Linked DNA regions of Homo sapiens: region 1 is linked to region 2. Evidence: read pairs that join two places in POLR2A ChIA-PET (ENCODE). Cell type or tissue: A673. All regions are shown on one strand. Each heading gives the region's core, and the rest is flanking DNA. Links, peaks and the distances in the headings are about the cores only.

The links. ChIA-PET counts read pairs that join two places held together with the same protein. Peaks named below come from ENCODE experiments on the same cell type or tissue, not always from the same donor. Only the 100,000 strongest peaks of a DNase experiment are listed, where the experiment ranks them.
Region 1: POLR2A ChIA-PET joins it to region 2 with 7 read pairs; 2 of 35 experiments call an interaction of 5 or more read pairs at or near these places.

The regions. Positions count from the first base shown.
Region 1 is chr10:86,864,127-86,872,257 of GRCh38, reverse strand. All of the region lies in intron 2 of BMPR1A (bone morphogenetic protein receptor type 1A), which reads right to left. Among named protein-coding and RNA genes, the nearest start is that of MMRN2, 89 kb to the left of the region's middle. RefSeq lists enhancers at 1-555, 4,067-4,654, 6,547-7,198, 7,199-7,851. In A673, for the core only: no CTCF peak of the experiment used is centred there; a DNase peak (open chromatin) is centred at 3,677; H3K4me3 peaks cover 321 bases; H3K27ac peaks cover 2,355 bases.
Region 2 is chr10:86,635,109-86,643,239 of GRCh38, reverse strand. No RefSeq gene overlaps it. Among named protein-coding and RNA genes, the nearest start is that of OPN4, 15 kb to the left of the region's middle. RefSeq lists an enhancer at 1-26. In A673, for the core only: no CTCF peak of the experiment used is centred there; no DNase peak of the experiment used is centred there.

The DNA of each region.
Region 1 (8,131 bases), core at 2,691-5,190, 230 kb before region 2:
TGTTTACAACACACTTGCCAACCTGGCAAAGGAAGTCACTAACAGGTGCTATCCATAACAATTCAATCTGCAAGAAATTTTTATAGACAAAAAAAGCTGTGATAACTTGTATGGAGAACAGCCATCAAATCTTCCCTGACTACGAGCTCAATACGTATTGGTATTGATGACAACTCCTAAGACATGCATGCAGTCTGAGAATGAAGGGAAATGCTGCTGTAATCAAACAGGACAACCATCTTACTGTATTCCACCTGGCCAGGCCTCCTAAGCACTTGAGAGAAGAATGACAGGAATGCAAAGGACATAGCAACCACTCCACTTGAGATACAACCAAAAGAACCCAGGGACTTTGCTCACAGAGTACATAAGGAATAAAGTTTGAGAGCATCTTTGTCAAAGACATGACCAACATGATAGAAAGGGAGACTGGACTAAATTTTTTTTTTTTTTTTGGAGGCAGAGTCTCACTCTGTTGCCCAGGCTGAAGTGCAGTGGTACAACCTCAGCTCACTGCCTCCTGGGCTCCAGGCAATCCTCCCACCTCAGCCTCCTGAGTAGCTGGGACCACAAGCACGTGTCACCAAGCCTGGCTAATTTTGTATTTTCTGTTGAGATGGGGTTTGCCATGTTGCCCAGACTGATCTCGAACTCCTGGACTCAAGCAATCCACCCGCCTAAACCTCCCAAAGTGTTGGGATTACAGGCGTGAGCCACCACCGCCTGGCCCTAGACTAAATAATCTACGTTATCCCTTCCAATGCTGGAGTCCTATGGAAACAGTGTTCTTGCCGTTGAATTATTAATTTATTCCCTAAATGTTTATTAAGTGTCTGTGCTATGCATGATTCTGTATTAGATACCAAGAATACACTGTTCAGAGCCAAACAGGCCCAGCCTTCATGAAGTTCAGAGTCCTTAAACAAAACAATTAAGATACTCAAGACACCAAACAAGAAAACACAAATGATACACAATCATAACTCATGATAAGTGCAAAGGAAGAAAAGTGCCAGGTCCTGAAGGAATAGGGGCAGTGACCCCCCTCTAATCTAGATGAAGCGGAAAGGGAAGCAATGCTGAGAAGTGACCTTTAAGTTGAGATCTGAAAAATAGAGTCAGTCAGGCAAAGAAAGACGGGAAGTTCTAAGCACAGGGAACACCGTGGGCAAAGATCTTGAGGGAGAGAAAAGCAAAGAGAGAACAATGTCTGAAATGTTGAGAATAAGAGATAGTGTAGTGGGAGATGAGGGTGAAGAGGCAGAGAAGACAAAGACCAGATCAGGCAAGGGCATATGAAGGACTTGGGATTTAAGCCTAAGTGGGCATCATCTGACTTCTACGTAATGGACTGGAGGGGATAATAGCAAAAGCAAACAGATGAGTAAGCAGAATATTGTGGAAATTTAGGAGAATGACAATGGTGGTTAAGATTAGGGCAGAATCCGTGTGCAGATGGATGAATTAAAAAAAAAAAGAATAGGGTGGCAGTGGTATAGTGGATGGACTCATGCTATACTTCAAAAATAATTTTTGGCTGGGTACGTGGCTCACACCTGTAATCTCAGCACTTTGGAAGGCTGAGGTGGGAGAATCACTTGAGGTCTGGAGTTAACACCAGCCTGGGAAACACTGCAAGACCTCATCTGTACAAAAAACTTAAAAAAATTAGCTGGGCATGGTGGTGCATACCTGTAGTCCCAGACACTAGGGAGGCTGAGGTGGGAGGATCTCTTCAGCCCAGGAGTTCAAGGCTGCAGTGAACTTTGATTATGCCACTGCACTCCAGCCTGGGCAACAGAGCGAGACCTTGTCTCAAAACAAAACAAAACAAAACTCAGTGGTACTTAGCAATGGATTAAATGTAGGGTAAGGGAAAGTGAGGCGTCAAAGAAGATTCCCACATCTGTGGCATGAACAGTTATTGAAATGGGAATGAGTGATTTTGACAGGAGTGAAGAGATCAAAGGTTCAAATTTAGAGATCTGAGATTACCCAAAGGGAATGTCTAACGGGCATTTGGTTCTGAAACTTAAAGGACACATTTGGGGCTGAACATACAAATCGGTTATGCTAAAAGAACGGTAATATTCAGCTATGACTCTGGAGATGGCCTTCCAAGAGAGTGAAAAGAGGGGAGGGCCCCAGAACACCATTCGTCTAAAAACTGCATTAATAAAGGCGTTAACACCACATACACTGATGTGGTATTCACTGATAAAATAATAAATATAAATAATTTTTAAAAATCAGCTCCAGTATTTATTTGCTGTGTGATTTTGGGGAATTACTTAAGCTATCCAGGTCTCGGTTTCCTTCACCACAAAATGGGGATATTACTAACTCAAAAGAGTTAGTAATATTACATCTCAGTAAACATTTCAACAAACAGATGTAATTATTAATAACTGAGCACTTCTCCTTTGTCTCATATTAACTGTTTCTACAATCACATAGCAAAATATTAACCTTATTTTTCAACAATTCTTTTTTTTTTTTTGAGACAGAGTTTCACTCTTGTTGCCCAGGCTGCAGTGCAATGGCGCCATCTCAGCTCACCGCAACCTCTGCCTCCAGGGTTCAAGCGATTCTCCCGCCTCAGCATCCCGAGTAGCTGAGATTACAGGCATGCGCCATCACGCCCAGCTAATTTTTGTATTATTAGTAGAGATGGAGTTTCTCCATGTTGGTCAGGCTGGTCTCGAACTCCCAACCTCAGGTGATCCTCCCGCCTCTGCCTCCCAAAGTGCTGAGATTACAGGTGTGAGCCACAACGTCCAGCCTTTTTTTTTTTTTTTTTTGAGACAGAGTCTTGCTCTGTAGCCCAGGCTGGACTGCAGTGGTGCAACCTCTGCTCACTGCAACCTTCACCTCCTGGGTTCAAGCAATTCTCCTGCTTCAGCCTCGGAGTAGCTGGGACTACAGGTACGCACCACCACGTCCAGCTAATTTTTCTATTTTCAGTATAGACAGGGTTTCACCATGTTGGCCAGGCTGGTCTTGAACTCCTGGACCTCAGGCGATCTGTCCACCTCGGCCTCTCAAAGTGCTGGGATTACAGGTGTGAGCCACCGTGCCTGGCCACAATCATTCTTAAAATTATGTAATTGTAATATCTAACGATAAAATATATTTTTTAAATTCCTAAATGATTCATCGGAATTTTTACATTAAAAATATCTAATCTTGCAAAGTGAAGAATATAAGGAGATGCAGATATTTGACATGCTGCATAATCAAAATTTTTTAATCATGCTGCCATTTAAAAGCTATTGAATAGTTAGACGAAATGGGCATCTAAATAAATTTACTTCCCCTTGCTATATACACAGACTGGTACTGTTTCTTTTCAGGAAAATAACATTAAGGCAGAATTACTCAAATATAAATAATTTCTTTTTTAAGTAAAAGATTTTAAAACTCCTCAAACAGCAAGACAACTGAACCAACAGTTCAATTGGAACTTAAAAAAAAAAAAACACAGGAAAAGGCTGAAGTCAGTTGAAAAAACAGACTACAGAGTAAAGTCATTCCTTCCTCTTCCTGTTAAGCCCCCCACCGTTGATTTTCACTTTCTAGTAGAGAAGTTTGGGAATTTCCAACAAGCTGGCCAGCAGCCAATTCCATAAAATAGCAAGGAGAAAACTCTCCTTTCCAGGGGTCCCTCCCCGCCAGGCAGCTCCAGGCGCCGGGTCTGACAAGCTTTCTGAGAAGGAATAGACTCACTGCAGACTTCCTGGCTCCAAGGCCATTGTTCGCATGGCTGCTCTGCTCCTTATCCAGGGCCTGGATTAGCATAAGAATATCATCTTTTCCCTTAACAAGCAACTCATCCATTCCTTCCCGTTCTCTACACTCCTCCCCATCAATCCTTAGAGGAATACACACTTGTACAACTGGAGCAACACCACTCGCAGTTATTTACATCAGTGTAGAAAACAATATCCCGCAAATCTAAACATAAACCCTGAAGAAAATAACTTGCTTAAAGAGTTGTCTGAGTGTATCTGAGGTAATACACAGAAATCTTACCGAAATGCCTGCCTTGGTGTCCACGCTGTCAGATCTTGCTATGGGTAAGACATTCATAACAGGGTGTTTTAGAAAGTTTTACAATAATGCCCGTGGGCCAGGAGCAAAGAGAGCCAACCATGCAACTAAGTGAAGACCTAAAACAGGGATGGGGAAGTTCCACTGTATAAAACTTCCACTGTCATGTCTCCACCACTTTGAAGTTACCAATTTCATCGCCACCCCTGAAATTACTTTCCAACTCTACCTTTCCCCCATGCTCAATTATTAATTAACAATCAAAACAAGCCCACATTTAACCTTTGTATTTCTGCTCAACTGTCCCTGCCCCACTCAAAACCTTCACTTTCCTTCTATGCCAAGATAGTTTCCCCAACACAAGTATAAACTCTTCCAGGACCACAGAATCAAGACAATCTAGTATAGCATTATATATAGTTGATGCTGTGTGTTTTATACCCTTCACCAGGACCTCAACATTAGATGCAGAAGAAATGCTTCCAGGTTTCTGAAACATTTTTCAAATAGATAATCTGTTTTCAAAACATCATTCAACCTTGTACTACAAATTCCCTAACCTAGTTTCTCCAAAGCTTTTTTGTTTAACTGTATTCAACAACAACAACAAAAGTCTCACAATTACAACTAGATTGTACTACACAGCAATCTTTGGCATATCTGTACTTCGAAGAGATTCGTAATGTCTGTCAGCTGTCTATTTAAGAGACCTAGGTGTCACTCTTCTGTTTCTCCTCTAGAACACGCAGAAATGACCAAAAACAGGCGAAGTGAATCAGTTATTGCAGAACTGTCTGGAAAGGGAGAGGGTCTGGTCACCCCATAGGCATACAATGGGTACAAGTTGACTACTCCTTATTAGAAATGCTTGGGACCAGAAGTGTTTTGGATTTTGGATTTTTAAATTTGTAATATTTGCACTATCTATACTTACTGGTTCAGCAACTCAAATCCAAAACACCTAATGAGCATTTCCTTTGAGCGTCATGTCAACACTCAAAAACTTCAGGTTTTACAGCATTTCAGATTTCAGATTTTTGGATTAGGGATGCTCAACCTTTACTGGTAAATTGAATAGAGAAAAAAACAGTTTAATGTGGTGGTAAAGAGTTCAGAGTCTAGCCTAAAACAGATGATCTAGGTATTTTGTGCAGATTAAATCAGAGAAACTCAGATATGTGGTGGTATTTAATGGTACCTGCTTAGCATCCCATTGTCACTGTCATTTTTATAACTTACAAATTAGTTTTACGTGCATTATCCCATCTCTGTGATCCTTACAGTAAGTAAAATCATTCCTACTTACAGAGAAAAGATAGGTTCAAGGAGATAAATAACTTGCTGAATTCCATGTAGCTAGTATATATGACAAACTAACACCCAGGTTTTCTAATCCAAAGTGCAGTGTTTTGTCGGGTATACCATGAGCACATATGTTAAACAGGAAACTGGAAGTTATTTTTTACTGAACCCTGTAAGATCTTTTTTCATCTTCATAACTCTGAAAAAAAAAAAAATGAAGCGCAAAGAAACTTGCCTGAGTTGGCCGGGCATGGTGGCTCACGAGGTCAGGCGTTCGAGACCAGCCTGGCCAACATAGTAAAACCCTGTCTCTACTAAAAATACAAAAAATTAGCCAGGCGTGGTGGCAGGCACCTGCAAACCCAGCTACTCAGGAGGCTGAGGCAGAAGAATCACTTGAACCCAGGAGGTAGAAATTGCAGTGAGCCAAGATCACACCACTGCACTCCAGCTCAGGTGACAGTGCGAGACTCCATCTCAAAAAAAAAAAAAAAAAAAAAAAAAAAGAAAGAAACTTGCCCAACTTAACACAACCAGTAAGTGGCAGGTTTGCTGCTGACAAAGCCCAAATTCCACTTGTTACTGCATGTTAAGGCGCTGGCAGGAAAGTAATGAGATTAAAAAACAGAAAGTACTGTGTCCCTTTTTACACTATCGCTTTTCAGCCAAAAAAAAAAAAAAAAAGCTCCCTCTTCTATCTATAGATTCTGCTTTCTGATGCTGGAGCTGGGATGCTGCTGACAATATGTCCTTCACCAGCTGGTTCCTGGAGAGGCTCTGCCAACTGGGGAACTAGAGAAAGCTGGAAGAGGGGAGAAGGGACTTTCTTTTTCCCAATTTGGTTCGCTGTTCCTGTCAGTTGCCTGAATGCCACTGGCATTCAATTGGCAGCAGCAATCTACACTCTCTGCTTCCTTCCACACTCCCAGAACCAACCCCATGGAATCCTTTTAGGCCCAGTGGTGCCTACTACTCAGGATCTCAGTCCCAGCTCCTCAAAAACCCAGCTTTGCACTCCCCTCAGGCATCAGCAGTGGCTGGGTTACCACCCCCTCCTAAGAGGATCTAAAAATATGTAGGTGACTTTTTGGTTGGAATAATGTCTGGGATATGACAGGACATACAGTTTGACCAGGGACCAGGATAGAAAATGCAATGTGCAGGGACAATCCTTCAAAATAAAGAACCAAATGCTAACAGTACTCTCCTTGTTGAGAAATACTGGTTCTTTTTTTGTGGGGGCAGGGGAAGATAATTTCTTTTTGTCAACTCAATTTGTAGAGAAACACTGATTCTTGCCTAGTTTCATGTGCGTCTGTGTGAAGAGACCACTAAACAGGCTTTGTGTGAGCAATAAAAGCTTTTAATCACCTGGGTGCAGGCGGGCTGAGTCCTAAAAGAGAGTCAGCGAAGGGAGATGAGGGTGGGGCCGTTTTATAGGATTTGGGTAGATAAAGGAAAATTACAGTCAAAGAGGAGTTGTTCTCTGGCGGGCAGAGTGGGGGTCGCAAGGTGCTCAGTGGGGGAGCTTTTTGAGCCAGGATGAGCCAGGAAAAGGACTTTCACAAGGTAATGTCATCACTTAAGGCAAGGACTGGCCATTTTCACTTCTTTTGTGGTGGAATATCATCAGTTAAGGCAAGGACTGGCCATTTTCACTTCTTTTGTGGTGGAATGTCATCAGTTAAGGCATGGACCGGCCATTTACACTTCTTTTGTGGTGGAATGTCATCAGTTAAGGTGGGGCAGGGCATATTCATTCTTTTGTGATTCTTCAGTTACTTCAGGCCATCTGGGCGTATATGTGCAAGTCACAGGGGATACGATGGCTCGGCTTGGGCTCAGAGGCCTGACATTCCCGCCTTCTTATATTAATAGGAAAAATAAAACAAAATAGTGTTGAAGTGTTGGGGCGGCGAAAATTTTTGGGGGGTGGTATGGAGAGAGAATGGGCGGTGTTTCTCAGGGCTGCTTCAAGCGGGATTAGGGGCGGCGTGGGAACCTAGAGTGGGAGAGATTAAGCTGAAGGGAGATCTTGTGGTAAGGGGTGATATTGTGGGATTGTTAGAAGAAACATTTGTCGTATAGAATGACTGGTGATGGCCTGGATACGGTTTTGGATGAATTGAGAAACTACAAGGTCCCAATAAAAGAAGTAGAAAAATGGGTATTAAAGGACAGAATTGGGAGACCCAGGACATCCAATTAGAGAGTGCCCAAGGGGATTCAGCATAATTACTTGCTTGGTTGGCAAGTTTTTGGGCTCTATCCTTGAGTTTTTTTATGTTGTCATACACTAGGCCAGATTGATTTAGGTAAAAACAACACTCTTCATTTAAGAATATACAGAGTCCTCCTTTTTCAGCAGTGAGTAAGTCAAGGCCTCGGAGTTGTCCTTGGAGGACAACTGCAGCTGAAGAGTCAACTAGGGCCTGGAGGACTGATAAAGTTTGTGATATGTCTGTGATGCTAGCAGAGAAGTCATTAGACAGGCTACGGAAGGTCGTGACAGAGGTTGAAATGCCTGTTATTCCAGTACCGAGAGCAATAGTGGAGGCAGAAACTCCTAAACCGACCATCAAGGGAATTAGTGGAATAACTTTTTTTTGTCGTGTCGGTGTCATGAGGGGAACAGGGAGCTCTTCGGTCCCATTTGCAAACTGAATTTTGGGGATAAAGAAAACTAGTGTGCATGTGCCTGTCTAATTAGCAGGTAGACACATGTAGGTAGAGGATCCACAGAGGAAGAAGAGACCTTGTGCGAGGCAAAACTGGAGAT
Region 2 (8,131 bases), core at 3,064-5,563:
GGGAGCTGACACACTGTACTCCACTGTCCAGCCTGGGTGACAGAGTGAGATTCTGTCTCAAAAAAAATTGGTTAAATAGAAAGCAGTTTCTTTTTAAAAAGAGAAAGTGAATGCTTGTGGCTTAAGCTAAATGTGCAGTTTTAAACTGACCAGGTTTTGGAGCTGGGTTAAAATTGCCATTTAGATTTTCTTTCTGAGTGACCAAAAATTCATTAAAGGCTTTGTCTGAGGATGTGATTTACTTGACCTGAGAAAGTCCTAAATAACGGCCACTGTTCCTCCCAGCTGAAAGGCACCTTAGGTAACTGAGGCCACACAGGACTGTCAGAGGTCATAGCTTCTGCTGTGTAAGGGTCCTACAGGGAAACCCCAAGGAAGAACATACAGGGAAATCTGATTAACCTGTTGGGCATACATGAAGGGTTGGTATCCCAGGGCCCTAAGCCTCCAGAAATGTCTGGGTTTCACTGAAACACATAAGAGAGTAGAAGTGACTCATGGGTGACACCTCGAGGAGTAATCCCTGTTAAGCAGAATACCAGATCCAAAACATCTTTCCCAGCTGGGCACGGTGGCTCACGCCTGTAATGCCAGCATTTTGGGATGCCGAGGGGGAAGGAGCCCAACATGAGGAGTTTGATACTAGCCTGGCCATCGTGGTGAAACCCTGCCTCTACTAAAAATACAAAAATTAGCAAGGTATAGTGGTGGGCACCTGTAATCCCAGCTACTTGGGAGGCTGAGGCAGGAGAATCATTTCAACCTGGAAGGCGGAGGTTGCAGTGAGCTGAGATAGCGCAACTGTACTCCAGCCTGGGTGACAGAGAGAGACTTCATCTCAAAATAAACATATAAATAAAATTTAAAAATTAAAAAATAAGACATCTTTCTCTTTGAGTCTTTGGTCACTTAAAAAGAAAATCCAAATTATGGTCCATCTTCCATCTAAAACTGAGTCCTCTTTAAGAAAGAATCCATCTTTAGAAACTCCAGCTGGATTTATGTACAATACTTATGGCACCACCTCCTGTCAATATTTGGAAAAATGGTCTTACTTGACCCAAGAAAATCCTAACATTTGCAATGGACAAAATGTAGTACCTTTGAAATGCCTAAACTAATTTAATTGTGTGCTCAATGAGAAAAAGTCAGCTATAAGATAAAACAAAATAATTGGGAGAGTTATTTTCAATGAGGCTTGGAAGCTTCTAAAGAGGTTATAATAAAGTTATTTCTTTACAAGAGAACAAAAAGTTGTCTTAAAAAATTCTGAATTAAAGACTGCTGAAATTTATCCTCCTCCCTCAGCTCCTCTGTCTCTTTATTCTTTATTATCCTTTATTATCTTCTCCTTCTCTTTATCCTTTAGTACCTTGCCCAGATCTACCTCCTCCTCCTTCTGCTTCTACTGTTCCAGCTCCATTTCTCAAACAGCCAGTGTCTGGTAGGGGAGAACCTACCCTAGTTTCTCAATCATGGTCAAAGGTAAAACTTAAAGACATAGTTCAGGAATTTCCTGATTCTCACCAGGACCAGGACATTGGTTTTCTCAGGAAATTTAAATTAAATATTTGTGCTTATGACCCTGGCTCTACTTTGGGAAAAATAATTATTTTAAATGGAGTATGAACACAAGCTTTTGTTGACACTGGAGCCACATTATCTGTAATAAATCTCACCTTATTACAAGATTCATTCCTTGGAGTAAACAAAAAATTCAAATGGTGGGTGTCACAAATACTCCTGTATTGGTTTATAAATCTCAGCCTGTAGCTTTTCAGCTACGTCACTTACAAGGGACTTATGTTTTCCTTTTGGTTGAATCAGCTCCCATCCATCTTATAGAAAAAGACTTAAAATTATATAATACACTTCTTTCTCCCAAAAAGGGAAAATGTATTTAGAATTAGATGATAAAACTGAGTTACTGGACATAAAAAGTTTTTCAAAATCTAATTTAATTGCAATCTATATTGCCATAGTAGACACTGAATTATTGAGTAATGAAAATTACAAAACCTGCTAAAGGTAGTACCTGATCAATTGTGGTTAAAATCTTCTGCTGATATTGGAATAATCATCTTGGCTTCCCCAATCAAAGTTCAAATAGATCCATCAAAACACCTTCCAAACCTTAAGCAATACCCTCTATTTATTTATTTTTAAAGTATTTTAAATTCATCATATATGGATTGAGTGACTTTGTTAAGTTTAACAGATGTTTATGTAACTTAACTGTGAACTGTTCTTTTTTTGAGCCAGGGTGTCACTCTGTCACCCAGGCTAGAGTGCAGTGATGTGATCTGTGCTCACTGGAACCTCTGCCTCCTGGGCTCAAGCAATCCTGCCACTTCAGCTTCTTCAGTAGCTGGGACCCCAGGTGCACAACACCATGCCTAGTTAAATTTTTGTATTTTTTGTAGAGATGGGGTTTCGCCATGTTGCCCAGGCTGGTCTCAAACTCCTGAGCTCATGCAATCCACCTGCCTTGGCCTCCCAAAGTATTAGGATCACAGGCATGAGCCATCACATCTGGCCAGTACCCTTTAAAAGTAGAAGCTATAATAGGAATAAAACCTGTAGTTCCAGGCTATATAAAAAGAGGTACATGTAATACTCCAATCCTTCCTGTAAGGAAACTAAATGGTAGAGGATAGAAGTTTGTATAGGATCTGAGAACAATTAACAACATAGTCATTCCTCATTATCCAGGAGTGCTAAACCTCCATACATGTTGATGCCATTCTTACCAAAGGCACGTTCTTTACTGTAATAGATTTATGTAGTGTGTTCTTTAGTACTTCTGTGGATAAAGACAGTCAATTTGTTTTCATTTTCACTTGAGAAAACAGACAATACACATGGACATCCTGCTCCAGGGATACATTGAGATCCCAACACACTTTTCACAATATGTAGATGATTTACTCCTCTGCTCAGAGGCTAGGCAAAGCCTCTATAGATGATGGGCTGCACTTTTTACAACAATGAGCTTAAAGGGACACAGACCTCAAAAGAAAGATTTCAGTTTAGAGAAAAACAAATAAGATACTTAGGTCATTTAATATCAAAGGAAGGTCTTTTCATCCATCCAGGCAGTATAAAAAAATATTGGCTTTCCCTACCCCCATAACTTAAAAAACAACCAAAGGGATTTCTGGGTCAGAAGGATACTGTAGGAATTGAGTTCCAAACTTCTCCCTAAAAATTCAACCTTTATATACTCTTTAAAACAAGACAAGTCCGGCACCCTGGAGTGGACTGAGGAAAAATCAGTTAACATTGGAAGAGATCAAAAAGAGCATTATAACGATCAGGTGTGGTGACTCATGCCTGTAATCCCAACACTTTGGGAAACTGAGATGAGTGGATCACCTGAGGCCAAGAGTTCTCAACCTAGAAAACATGGTGAAACCTTGTCTTTCCAAAACATACAAAAATTAGCCAGGGGTGGTGGCACACATCTGTAGTCCCACCTACTTGGGAGGCTGAGGTGGGAGGATTGCTTGAGCCCAGGAGGTTGAGGCTGCAGTGAGCTGTGATTGCACCACTGCATTCTAGCCTGAGCAACAGAGCAAGACCCTGTCTCAAGAAAAAAAAAATCACAAAAAACAGCCTTATAGATACCCCAGCTCTAGGAAATTGAATTATAATATATCATTTTCACTATTTGTTCATGAAAATCAAAAAAACACTTTAGGTCATCTGACACAAAAACATGGAGACCAAAACAGACCCATAGGATACTACAGTCAGCAACTGGACCCTGTGGCTAAAGGACTGCCACCTTGCATAAGGGCAATGATGCCACTGCTCAGTTAGAAAGAACAACGGAATAAATGGTCATGGGAATTCTGCTCACTGTCTGTTCCATTCTCTGTGGAAACATCTTAAATTCACACCACTCCTAAAACATTGGGTTTGTGAAAAAAGAAAATCACACCACACTCATCATTATTCTGTTAGTACTAATACCAATAGACTGGCTTCTTATGAAGTTCTTCTTTCTGCACCTTATATTGCAATCTCTAGGAGCAACAGTCTGAATCCTACAACTCTCCTCCCTCACCTTCAGATGAAATGCCCCATGATTGCATAGCCTTAACTGATCAACTTTTTTCTCTCCTAGGATGGACCTGCAAAAGGCTCCCCTTACCAATACTGATGTTTGGTTTACATGTAATTCTTACTTACAGGATGAATCTAGGACTTATTATGCAGGTTATGTTATGGTATCTTTGAAGAAATAGAAAGTACTTACATTCCAGAAACCACCTTGACTTGACAAGCAAAATTAATTGCATTGATCAGGGCTTGCTAATTGGCAAAAGGAATAACTGCTAATATTCATACAGACAGTAGATATGCCTTTGGAGCAGCCCGTGATTTTGGAATGCTATGGAAACAGAGATAATTTTTAACATCTTCTGGTCAAAAAAACTGGATGCCTCATTCCACCATTGTTAGAGGCTATATTATTACCAAAATCACTGGCCATAATTACAAATCCAGGCCATTCCAAATCAGATACACCAGAAAGCCAAGGAAATCAGCTAGCTGATCAGGTGGCAAAAAGAGCTGCTCTAAATGCATCTAAACAGGAAAAGCAATCTATATTAACTTTTAAAGAAGCACCTGAATTTGACAGAAAATTAACTCAATCCAGAGCTCCAAAATCTGGGCAGGAAAATTGGAAGAGTAAAGGGGGAACATGCTCTCCCAAAGATGAAGTAAGGTACGGGCTGAGCTACGGGCCTATGCTTCCTGCTGATACAGTCATCATTCTTAACCCATGGACGTGACCTAACTCACTGGAGCCCTGCTTAATCAAAACAGTTGCTTCAAAACAATACATTTGGAAACCTTCTTTGACTATAGCTCGTAAGTACATGATTGTTGTCACATTTGTCCAACATGTAACCTGGGGAAGCCATTACACAGTTCCCAAGGAAATTTTCCTTTCCCTAAGGCCCTTTCCAGGTAGGGAAATTAGATTTCATTCGGTTGCCACCATCACAAGGATACAAACACATTCTGGTAATAATTTGCATGGAAATTCCTCACTGGGTAGAAGAATTTCCATGCTGAAAAACAGCAGCCTTAGAAGTGAATAAAATTATCTTAGAAAAAATTATTCCAGCCGGGTGTGATGGCTCATGCCTGTAATCCCAGCACTTTGGGAGGCTGAGGTGGGAGGATTGTTTGAGCCCAAGAGTTTGAGACAAGCCTGGGCAATATACTGAGACCTCATCTCTGCAAAAAATACAAAAATTAGACAGGCTTGGTGGTGTGTGCCTATAGTCCCAGCTACTCAGGAGGCTGAGGTGGGAAGATCGCTTCAACCCAGGAGTCAAAGGCTGCAGTGAGCTGAGATTGCACCACTGAACTCCAGCCTGGGTGACAGGGTGAGTCCTTGTCTCAGGAAAAAAAAAAAAAAAAAAGAAAGAAAGGAAGGAAGGAAGGAAAGAAAAAAATTTCTAGTCATTTCTGTTTGTGAAATGCACTAACAGAATGATCAAAACCTAACTGGCAAAATAAACAGAAGCTTTCAAAATTCCTTGGCCAAAAGCTCTTCCTCTGGTTCTGCTTAATCTAAGGTCAACACCTTTTGGTAAACACTAGTTATTATCTAAGGAATTACATAAGGAATTATCTCTAGGAAATTGTTTGTCTTTAATAATAAAGGGAGGCATATTTAGTCATTACAATGGCCTTATTATGTAATTAACTAAAAATTATGAATTGGAAAATGAATCTTTTCACAGTGAGCTCCAGGTAGACAATTTCAAGCATCACAGACTTCAACCAGGAGATTTCATCCATTGGAAATGACATTTTTAAAAGAACTCACTTAAACCAAAGTGGTATGGACCTTATCAGGTACTCCTTACTAACCCTTACACTGCAGAATTAGAAGATATAGACTCTTGGATTCACATGTGAAGAAGGCTGAGCCTCCTAAATGAACTGTTTCACTGGAAGGTGATACCCCCTGAGATGGTTAGGACAGTGTTCTTTGGGTTATGCCTGGGCACGAGCTCACATAGTTCATACCCTTTCAACCCCACAAACTGTCCTCATTTATAGTTTCATTGGATTTGTTCTGTATTCCATTGGTATGATCCTTTAGCTGCCATCTTTCTGCCCAACTGGGTATTGAAGGTGGCATTTGACATGTAGAGACCCTAGCCAATCATGCACAAAATGTCCTAAATAATAGCCACATGAATATTGTGATTAAATAAAGTTATTCTCATGAAAAAGCCTGTATTACAAAGCTATATAGCTTTAGACAAACTTATTGCAACCCAAGGGGAACCTGAGCTATCATAAAAACTAAATACTGTGTCTCTATCCCTGATAAATCAAACAATATCACTAAATTAATGGCTAATATGAAAACCCAAATAACAAACTTTTCAGATCCAAAATCTTCTCCAAGCAACTGGCTAACTAGCTGGTTTGGATCTTGGAAAACTTGGTGACAAAAACTGTTCCTTGTTCTGAGAATTATAATCATTTGTGTTTTGTACTGTTTTTGTCCACACTGCTGTAATAACATTTCTTTACAATTGAGTCAATGTGACTAGAAAGGCTAAAATAATGGCCACTTGAAAGATGATATTAACTGAAATACTCATGTAACCTGACTCAGGTCACAAAGTCACTTCCTTCATGTTGCTTTAAATTTGGCTAATACTCCATCAGCTTCATAGTTTGTCCATTCCTCCCTTCCCAGTGGCCTATGACATCCTAGGAATTAGACTTTCTAATGACATGGGACTAAATTCCTGAGCATAAAAGAAGCCAAACTATTGAGTTCATCTACAATGCTCTCTTCCAAAGTTCTTAGTGAAAAGAGGAGGGAGAAAACGTGAAAATAAATATAATTTAAAAGCTGTTGGGGCAGGAGTGCTGGCTCACGCCTGTAATCCCAGCATTTTGGGAGGCCAAGGTGGGTTGATCACTTGAGGCCAGGAGTTTGAGACCAGCCTGGCCAACATGGTGAAACCCCGTCTGTACCAAAATTACAAAAATTAGCCAGGCTTAGTGGCATGTGCCTGTGATCCCAGCTACCCTGGAGGCTGAGGCAGCAGAATAGCTTGAACCTGAGAGGTGGAGGTTGCAGTGAGCCAAGATCGCGCCACTGCACTCCAGCCTGGGCGACAGAGTGAGACTCTGTCTCAAAACAAAACAAAATGAAACAAAAATGTTGTTGGAACCCCAAAAACACTTTAAACCTTGAGAGAGATGTGGCTGTGATCTGAGTCATATATGTTTATAACTTCTCAGATTATAGATTAGCTTCTCAGATTATATAATAGATTAGTTTCTCAGATTATAGATTTCCTCAATTTCTTATTTTTCTGGTTCTGTATGATGACTAGAGAGAATTAAATGACATCAGGGACAAAAACCTGCCTTCTTAATTAATGACCCTGGTTATATAATTTCTTCTTCATTGTTCTGCTTTGCTTAGATGAGATGAGAGAAAACATGACTATTGCATCCTCTGTAAAAAATGCAAAATGTACCTTTCCCCGACAAAAAACACTGCCTACTACCAGGCAAAGTGCTGTAAGCATGAGTCAACCTTGTATGAAAAATGTAATCCTGCTAAAAACGCCTCTGTCTCTGTAAAGGAAAACTTAACTTCCCTACATTGGAATGCTGTCTCCATTCCTTTGGAGTTGGTGTTTCTGGGTGTTTCCTCAAACTTTATGATTCAATAAACTCTCTTTAAATTAGACTCTGGCTAAGCATGGTGGCTTATGCCTGTAATCCCAGTTCTTTGGAATGCTGAGGCAAGAGGATCACTCAAAGCCAGGAGTTTGGGATCAACCTGGGCAGCATAGTGTGACCTCGTCTCTACCCCCCCAAAAAAAAATTAGTTTTTTTTTGTTTGTTTTTGCTTTTGAGATGGGGTCTCACTCTGCAGTGGTGCAATCTCAACTCACTGCAGCCTCCACCTCCCAGGTTCAAGTGATTCTCCCACCTGAGCCTCCTGAGTAGCTGGGACTACAGGCATACAACACTCAGCTAATTTTTTGTATTTTTGGTAGAGACAGGGTTTTGCCATGTTGTCCAGGCTGGTCTCAAACTCCTGAACTCAGGTGGTCCACCTGCCTCG